Linked DNA regions of Homo sapiens: region 1 is linked to region 2. The links are chromatin contacts, found by Hi-C or POLR2A ChIA-PET in ENCODE. All regions are on one chromosome and are shown on one strand. The core of a region is the stretch at or near the end of the contact, and the rest is flanking DNA. Distances in the headings are between cores, read along the strand shown. Region 1 has its middle 40 kb from the start of SPTBN1. Region 2 overlaps CIMIP6 (ciliary microtubule inner protein 6).

Region 1 (3,985 bases), core at 318-2,817, 56 kb after region 2:
AAACAGAAACAGTAAATAAACACCTGAGAAAATGTTCAGCCCTAGGAGTAATCAAAGAAATGCAAATTAAAGCAACCTTGAAATATCATTTGATACCTACTAAACTAGCATTTTGAAAAATGATGGGTTGGCAAGGTGACAGCGCTATTGGCGCACTCATCCATTTCAGGTGGCACTACAAATTAGTACCACTTTTGAGAAAGCAATATGGCAAGCATGGAGAAACATCCATGCCCTTTGGCCCAGCAATTCCAGTTCTTGTAATTGGCACTAAGGATAGTAATTCAACCGAAGCAAAGGGACAGACTCCACACTGTTCTTCAGAGCCTCAGCAATTCAATTAAATCCAATTAACATATATTTTACACCTTCCTTCTGCCAAGCAAAGGCAACAGGGAGTCAGAAATTAATAAGACACTGTGTGTGACCTCAGGGGGCTCACAGTCTGGCAAAGGAGCCAGGTGGGTAAATACATTACAAAACAGTGCTGTAAGTCCAGCAGTGGAAACATAGATGAGGTCAGAAGAGCTTGATTTTCATGATGAGGTGGGTGAGGTAGGTAAGCAGAGAGCTGGCAGAGTTGAGAAAAGATTATGAAGGAGACCATGTAAAACTATGGGGAAAAAGGCACCAAGAATTAAAATAGCAAACAATTTAACTATATATTCACAGTAGTGTGGGAATATAAATTCCAGAGAAGGTTTGTGAAAAACCAAGATTTGCGGCAGAGTGAAAACAGAGCTCTATTGCCCTTGTTTGACACCTATAACAGCAAAAAAAGAAACATTCCTAAATGACCAACTTGGAGATATCTCTTTGTGAATTGTGGTACACAGTGGACCATAATTCCACTACAAGAATGAAAATTATGAAAATATATGACACTTAAAAATGTTTATGAAATGCAGGCAGGATACCTGGGGGAGAGCAGCTGGTCCTGACAGCACTTAGCATTGCTCCAAAATTCACCATTCCTTCTTTGTTATCATCACATTTCTTTTATTTAAATGTAATTAACACACCATAAAATTCACACATTGAAAGCACACAAGTCAGTGGTTTTAATATATTCATGAAGTTGTGAAACTATCACCTCCATCTAATTCCAGAATATTTTCATCAACCCAAAAAGAAATCCATTACCAGTCATTCCCCATTCCTTCCAGCCCTTGACAACTACCAACCTACCTCTTGTCTCTAGAGAACTGCCTCTTCTTCCCCTTCTCTGCCCTAATCCCTGCTGTCCTCCTGAGCCTGAGTAAGCAGGGGCCATGCCCTCTCTAATGCCCTGGCCCCGCATAGGGACACTAGCCCTCCCCAGAGTGCAACAGACGGAAGGCCAGTAAACACCACTCTATTAAAAGTTCAGACATACAAATGGGAATTCAACACTGTCATGCAAAACTAAGGAATCTGCCTTACAGAACACGTAGCTCACTCTGTGAGACCCAACCCTTCTAATTTAGTCCCTCCCTTCCTGAGGTGAGTACCACCTTAGCACCCACTTCCAGCTTCCCTCCCTGACATTTAGAGCCAAGACCACAGGACCGGTGGAACCGGTGTGAGGAGAGAGTGGGGCAGGACCAGGAAGCACCTCTTCCTCTGCTAATGCACGCAAAGGAAGTCTGGTGCTGCCTTTAATTTTTCCACTAAGGAACTTGGAGGAGGCATTGTGTGGTGGCTGGGTCTCTGGCTGCTTTCACCAAGCTTATTATCTGTTTTCCTCACCAGACTTATCTCCTGCAGGACGCTGTTTTGTTCTTTTTCCAGGGACATTAAGCGGAAGTGTAAAAGCTGTGGTTCTCTGTGGAAATGACCACAGATTATTTTCCTTGCCATTTGTATAGGCCTCCTTTTCCTGACCAGCTAGGGAGGACACTGCACATTTGATGGTGACATTTGACCTTTTTGTTTTATGTGCCGTGGTGCATTCTCTCTGGTAGCCTCAGAAGTTACAAGACCTTACCTCACTCTTCAGGAACAAACTACAGCAATGATTCATCTCTCTGTATTTCCCAGCCTCCTGATAAACTGCTAAGTGAAGATGGGGAGGAGCCATCACGTCGCGTTGATAGAATAGACACAGAGGGGACTTGGTGATGTATTAGGAGGAGCACTGACCAGAAGTCAGGGTATCTGGGTTTGGGTTTAACCTCCTTGGTTCTCAGTCCTCTCATGGATGAAGTGAGAGTTGGAATAGAAAGAGGTCACAGCAGGTCCTTCCAGATTTCAGTCCATAGTTTCTCTACATTAGTAAGGTGAAAATAAGGTCTCACTATTTAGGAGATTCTGGTCTCAGGATCCTTGAGGGAAGAGAAAGAAAAGGGAGGGAAAGGGAAAGGGACAAGAGGAGATGAGAAAGCACAGAAGGGAAGGAAGGGGAGAAGAGTTGGGGGCACAGGAAGAGAAGTGGGGATCCAAGGAGGGAGGGGAGGGAAATGGAGGGGATAAGAGGAGAAAAAAAGATGGGAAGGAGATGGGAAAGGAGGGGAATAGAGGAAAGGAAACAGAAGTAGGAGGGGCCAGGAGGAGAGACGAATGGCAAATTAGTAAGACTTCTTTAGAAAGAAGATGGGAAGTTCACAGGTTCTACAGACTGGAGAAAAAATTATAAATAAATAAATAAATAACAAAGAAAGAAGATGGGAAGAACAGAACTAACATTTCTCTTTTTTCTTCTTTTTTTTTTCTTTTGAGACAGGGTCTTTCTCTGTCACCCAGGCTGAACTGCAGTGGCATGATCACAGCTCACAGCCTCCCAGGCCCGAGCAATCCTCCTGCCTCATCCTCCAGAGTAGCTGGGACAACAGGTATGTGCCACCATGCCTGGCTAATTTTTTATTTCTTTAAATTTTTGATAGAGATCTTGTTATGTTGCCCAGGCTAGAACTAACATTTCTGATGTCCTACTAGATGTCAATTCTCAAAATACTTTGAAGGTAGATAATAATATTGTTCTTTTACCAACAAGGAAATGATTCCCCTTCCCTGCTTCTGAATGAACATTATGTTCTCCCTCAAGTGATTTTGGTGCAGTTGGGCAGGTTTTAAGATAAGCTGGGCTAAGTGATTTGCTCCAAGTATTAACATTAGTCAATCATGATGCTGAAATTCAGCCTCAGGCCTGTCTAGCCCGGAGACCTGTGTTCTTTTCACTCTACTAAGCTGAGAAAAGAAAACACAAAGAAAAGCGAGGAAGGGTTTCATAGTGGATACCTCTCCATGCATTTAATCAAAAATAGGCCAAGAGACTCTCTTAATGAAATCCACCCTCCAAAAAAAAAAAGAGAGAAAAGTAGTCTGAGTTAAGTAAAACCAATTCAGCTCAAGGGAACAGAGTCGAGATAGTCTCATAGGCATTTCCAGGACAGCCGACCTTTTCCATAATGAACACTGCTCCCTCCACAATGATGCAGCAGTAACTCTCACTGCCTTACTCTTTAGTAGTGATCTAGATTTAACAAGAGCGCCTTGCAACTTATAGTATATTTGCAGTCTTTAAAGCACTTTCACATTCTTGATTCCTTTTGACCTCTAATAATAATAATAATAATAATAATAATAGTATTAATAACTTAGGAACTGAAACAAAGATTTTAGAGTCAGACCTCAGTTTAATCACCACTCTTGCCGCTTAGCTCTGCGACCTTAGGCTGGTTAAGAAGAGCCTCAGTCTTCTCTCCTGTAAGATGGGGATAATAAAAATGCCTACCCCATAGGGTTGTAATGAGTATCCAAAGAGATAGAACATGTTAAGTGTTGCCCAGCACATAGTCGTGTTCAAGAAATGTTAACCACTATTATTTATATATATATAAAAAACACATATATGTCAGAAAAATTATCTGACATTTGAAAATAGGCAGAAAATATTACTGATTATTGGGTCTTCTTTCAGTGCAGTATTGAGCTTAATTTTCTACTGACTTTACACTCCATAGGTGCAGAGGTTAACTTAAAAATTTTTGTCTGGTAAAGATGCAAA
Region 2 (4,197 bases), core at 1,565-4,064:
CAGTCACCCAGTTCTCTTTCCCTACAGTCACCACTGTTACCAGTTTGTTACATAGCATTTCACAGATATGTTCGTTGTACATAAACTCTTACGTACTTTTTTTTTTTTTTTTTGAGACACAGTCTTGCTCTGTCACCCAGGCTGGAGTGCAGTGGCGCGATTTTGGCTCACTGGAACCTCTGCCTCCCAGGTTCAAGTGATTCTCCAGCCTCACCCTCCTGAGTAGCTGGGACTATAGGCGTTCACCACCACGCCCAGCTAATTTTTTTTTTTTTTGTATTTTTAGTAGAGACGGGGTTTTCACCATGTTGGCCAGGATGGTCTCGATCTCTTGACCTTGTGATCTGCCTGCCTCTGCCTCCCAAAGTGCTGGGATTACAGGCGTGGGCTACTGCGCCCAGCCACATACATATTTTTTAAGGGAGAAATTTTTGTCCTTGATAGAATTTTACTTCACTAAACTTTTTTTATTGCCAGCAACAGTACTGAAAGTTGCTCTGATCTTTAAATAACCTTCTCTGCTGAAAGTAAAACTGAGTTTTAAAAATTATTTAAGATGTTAAACATACATGGAGCACAGACCAATATAATGAACTCATATACTCATCACCCAGATTGAAAGATTATTTAGAAGTGATTTTTAAAGGATTTCATACTCTTGCAAATTTTTCAGAACCCCTGTTATTGGGCGAAATGAAAAGAATTATGTGTTCAACTACAACTGCAGCAGCCCTAGAGTCTTCCAATTCCATTAGTGCTAGCTTCGGCATACAATTTCTACCCTGTGGCCACAGCCACTGGCCAAACTATAGATTCAACATAGAATTTCTCATACTCTTTCTAGTCGTGAAAAGTTAACAAATTATAGTTATGTTTTCCCTAAAATGTATTGGTATCTGTGTAAAAAGCATATCTAACAATTTTTTTTTTTTTCCTTAATGAGACAAGATCTCTCTTTCGCCCAGGCTGAAGCACAGTGGTGCAGTCATGGCTCACTGCAGCCTTGAACTTTTGGGCTCAAGCGATCCTCCCACCTCAGCCTTCCAAACAGCTGGGATTATAGGCACATGCCACCACGCCTGGCTTATTTTTTGTAGAGATGGGGTTTCACCATGTTCCCCAGGCTAGTCCTCAAACTCCTGGGCTCAAGCAATCCTCCTGTCTTGGCCTCCTCCCAGGGCATGCTGGGATTACAGGAATGAGCCACCATGCCTGACCATATTGTTGTATTAATATTAATTTTAGTTTTAAAAATTACTAATAATTCCACACGTGGGGCTAATTTGGTTGTTTTGATTTGGCTCTTTTCATGAAGAAAGAATGGTGAATCCATTCTATTTATTATTTAGATTGTGTAAATAATCTTGCATACTTCAAGAATTTAGTTTTGTTACCATATTTTATATTATTAATACTGATTATATGTCCATAAACAAATCTAATTTTTTGTCCTGACTTCACAAAATCTTTTTTTTAGTACCACTTGCCTCTCCTGGTACATCAGCAGAACTTCAAAACAATTTTATAGAATACATCTCTTTTATACATCAATATGATGCCAGAAAAACTCCGAATGAGCCTCTCCAGGGAAAGGTGAGGCAGTATTTAGAATTATTTAATACTTTAAGACAGAGTAGATTTGTAGAACTTTAAGCTTTTTCAAGTCATAATTATCTTTCTGTCTATTTAAACAAACTACTTCAGTTATTAATAGGATAGAATGTTAGCCACATACCATAGTAAAATGTAAGGAATAATACTATCCTGGTATGGTGGTGCCACCTGTAGTCCCAGCTACTCAGGTGGGTGAGGTGGGAGAGTTGCTTGAGCCCAGGAGTTCGAGGCTGCAGTGAGCCGTAATTGCACCACTGCATTCCAGCCTGGGTGACACAATGAAACCTCATCTCAATCAATCAATCCAAACATAATAATTTGAATCAGTCTTTGGAATTTGGTCTACTTAAATTATTGAAATAATTTGTGTAAAATAATATCAAAGCATGCTGGGCACAGTGACTTGACGCCTGTAGTCCCAGCTACTCTGGAAGCTGAGGTAGGAGGATCACTTGAGTTTGAGGCCAGCCTGGGCAACATAGCAAGTCTCATTTCTAATAACAATAATAATAATAATAATAATAATAATAGTAATAATATCAAAGCAGTTTGACAAATGTTTTGATATGCTTAATACATGTGTGTGGCAGGGAGATGCATGTAAGGTTTATAAAGCCAAATAGAAATGTAATTGTCAATTATTGGATTTTTTTCCAACTATAGATGTTTGCTTTCATATTTTATTATTACTTAGCTTTTCATCAGCGTTAATAGGCATTTGGGATGCAATCATAAATTCTTAGGTCTATGAACTGTAGTTTTTGTTGTATCCATAGCAATCTTTAGAGCAAGAAATGAAATTTGATGTGAATAGTCTTAAACAGTCCAAATGATAAAAAAGTTGAGAATGGGAGATGAGCTGCTACTTCTTTGACATTCTGCCTTTTTCCTTCCTGTTCATTTTCTGATGCACCCTATTTTATAATTTAAAAGGTTCACCCATATATGGTGGTGTCTAGTTTGGGACTGAGGTGACACCAATGAAGAGGCAGAGAAGTGCCTGCATCACTGACTAGGACTTGAGCTAACGCACAAATTCAGTTCACAGCTGCATCTTCCAGCAATCTGCGTTCTCCTGGTTAATGTCGACTTTGTTTTCTTTTCCAGAGACACGGAGCTTTTGTACAGAGAGAGATAAAACCAGGCAGTAGGCCAACAGTTCCTAAAGGAGCAGAGGTATTACTGAACACTCCAGGGTCACGTTCATCAGAACAGTCCAAAAAAACAGAGAAAGGAAACTCAGCGGAAAGCAGAATGATCTCACCAGGTCTCTGCCAACAAAATTCTCAGGAGCTGTTAGAGCCTAAAACTCACTTATCAGAAACAGACGTCAGACAGGCAGCCAAGGCATGCCCCAGCACTCCTGAGAGCAGAGAAAAGACCTCAGGCGCCACTCAAACAACTGTAGGAGATGCTCTTTTCACTAGGCACAAGCCTTTAAATCCACCAATTAAAAAATCAGAATAAATTACCTTCTTCAGATAAAAATCTAATCCCTGGAATATAGGGAAATTTCACAATCATCATCTTGGCCCTCACATTTACTTTTCTGTTATCAGTAACTTCAGAACATACAATTTATGTAAATGGAAAAAGAGAAAAAAGACAATTAAAATACAACCAAATGTTATTAATAAGAGTGGTCTCCAATAAGTGGAGTGAGACATTATTTCTATGTCACATTCTTTATGAACACAACTTTGTTTTGCACAACACATGATCGTAATTAACAAATATAATACTTTTAGAAGAGAGGCCCTGTTAGACATGAGTGGACAGCTTTGGAATCAAACAAACTAGAGTTGGAATGTTGGCTTCACTTCATTCCTTGAGCTGTGTGACCTTGGGTAAGTAACTTAACCTCTCTAGACTTCAGTTTTCTCAACTGTAAAATTAGGAAAATAGCAACTTCGTAAGATTATTGAGGATGTGATTATGCACATTGATCAGTAAGTGGTCAATGTAATCATATCATCACTGCTACTATAATTCAATTTTCAATTTAAGGATAATGTTCTCTTATATATTTAATTTTTCCTCATTATTCTAAAACTTAGAACTCCTCCATATATAATTAAAAGTGTGAAAATCTAAAAATACTTCTGCCAGTACAAGATGCACAGACACATACACACTTAATTCAAAGACATATGGGTACTTAGAATATTGAAGTATTTTCTAAATTGTTTTCTATTTTACTCAGATCATTTCTAGCACCAACTCAACCTTTGCTTTTTGGATGAGTTTGGTAAGGATTAATTCTACTTCCAATTTGGTGTGTTTGGTGTGCCAAAATGTATCTATTATAAGATATGTTATATTGCATACAAGTGGAAGTAGGTGGAGTATTCCTCTGTTATAAAGAGTATTTACAAATTTCCATTGGGAAATATCAGCTGCTCACTATTATCTGCAGTATTGATAAGACTACAGCTATATCTTTATCCATTTATTCTCCATTAAAGAAATTGTGATAAACTGCAAAATAATGAATGTCATTATATTTTTTTGTGTTGGGGACTTCTAGTTCTTGCCACATATATATCTCCAATGTATATCTTGGAGATCTTTCCTTGTCAACAT

What was found. Hi-C counts contacts between places; a loop is a spot of excess contacts on that map. ChIA-PET counts read pairs that join two places held with the same protein, here RNA polymerase II (POLR2A). Pooled maps may share reads with other maps.
Region 1: a map of endothelial cell of umbilical vein shows a loop between it and region 2 (2.1-fold over the local background). The contact joins two enhancer-like sites. A Hi-C loop is called at or near these places in 13 of 168 maps with a recorded cell type or tissue (CD8-positive, alpha-beta T cell, IMR-90, Right ventricle myocardium superior and 6 more) and 8 of 50 pooled maps. POLR2A ChIA-PET finds 5 or more read pairs at or near these places in 1 of 52 experiments (activated naive CD4-positive, alpha-beta T cell).

What each region holds. Positions count from the first base shown.
Region 1 is chr2:54,414,719-54,418,703 of GRCh38, forward strand. No RefSeq gene overlaps it. Among named protein-coding and RNA genes, the nearest start is that of SPTBN1, 40 kb to the right of the region's middle. Within about 2 kb of position 1,568, at least 11 of the 41 ENCODE cell types and tissues checked have a DNase peak (open chromatin) inside an H3K27ac peak, as active enhancers do; they include endothelial cell of umbilical vein and heart right ventricle, where a contact is called at or near this core.
Region 2 is chr2:54,357,482-54,361,678 of GRCh38, forward strand. It overlaps CIMIP6 (ciliary microtubule inner protein 6), which reads left to right. Exons shown (of 5, transcript NM_001100396.2): 4 at 1,478-1,593; 5 at 2,722-4,100. The coding sequence ends at 3,081. Among named protein-coding and RNA genes, the nearest start is that of CIMIP6, 29 kb to the left of the region's middle. Within about 2 kb of position 2,815, at least 13 of the 41 ENCODE cell types and tissues checked have a DNase peak (open chromatin) inside an H3K27ac peak, as active enhancers do; they include endothelial cell of umbilical vein and heart right ventricle, where a contact is called at or near this core.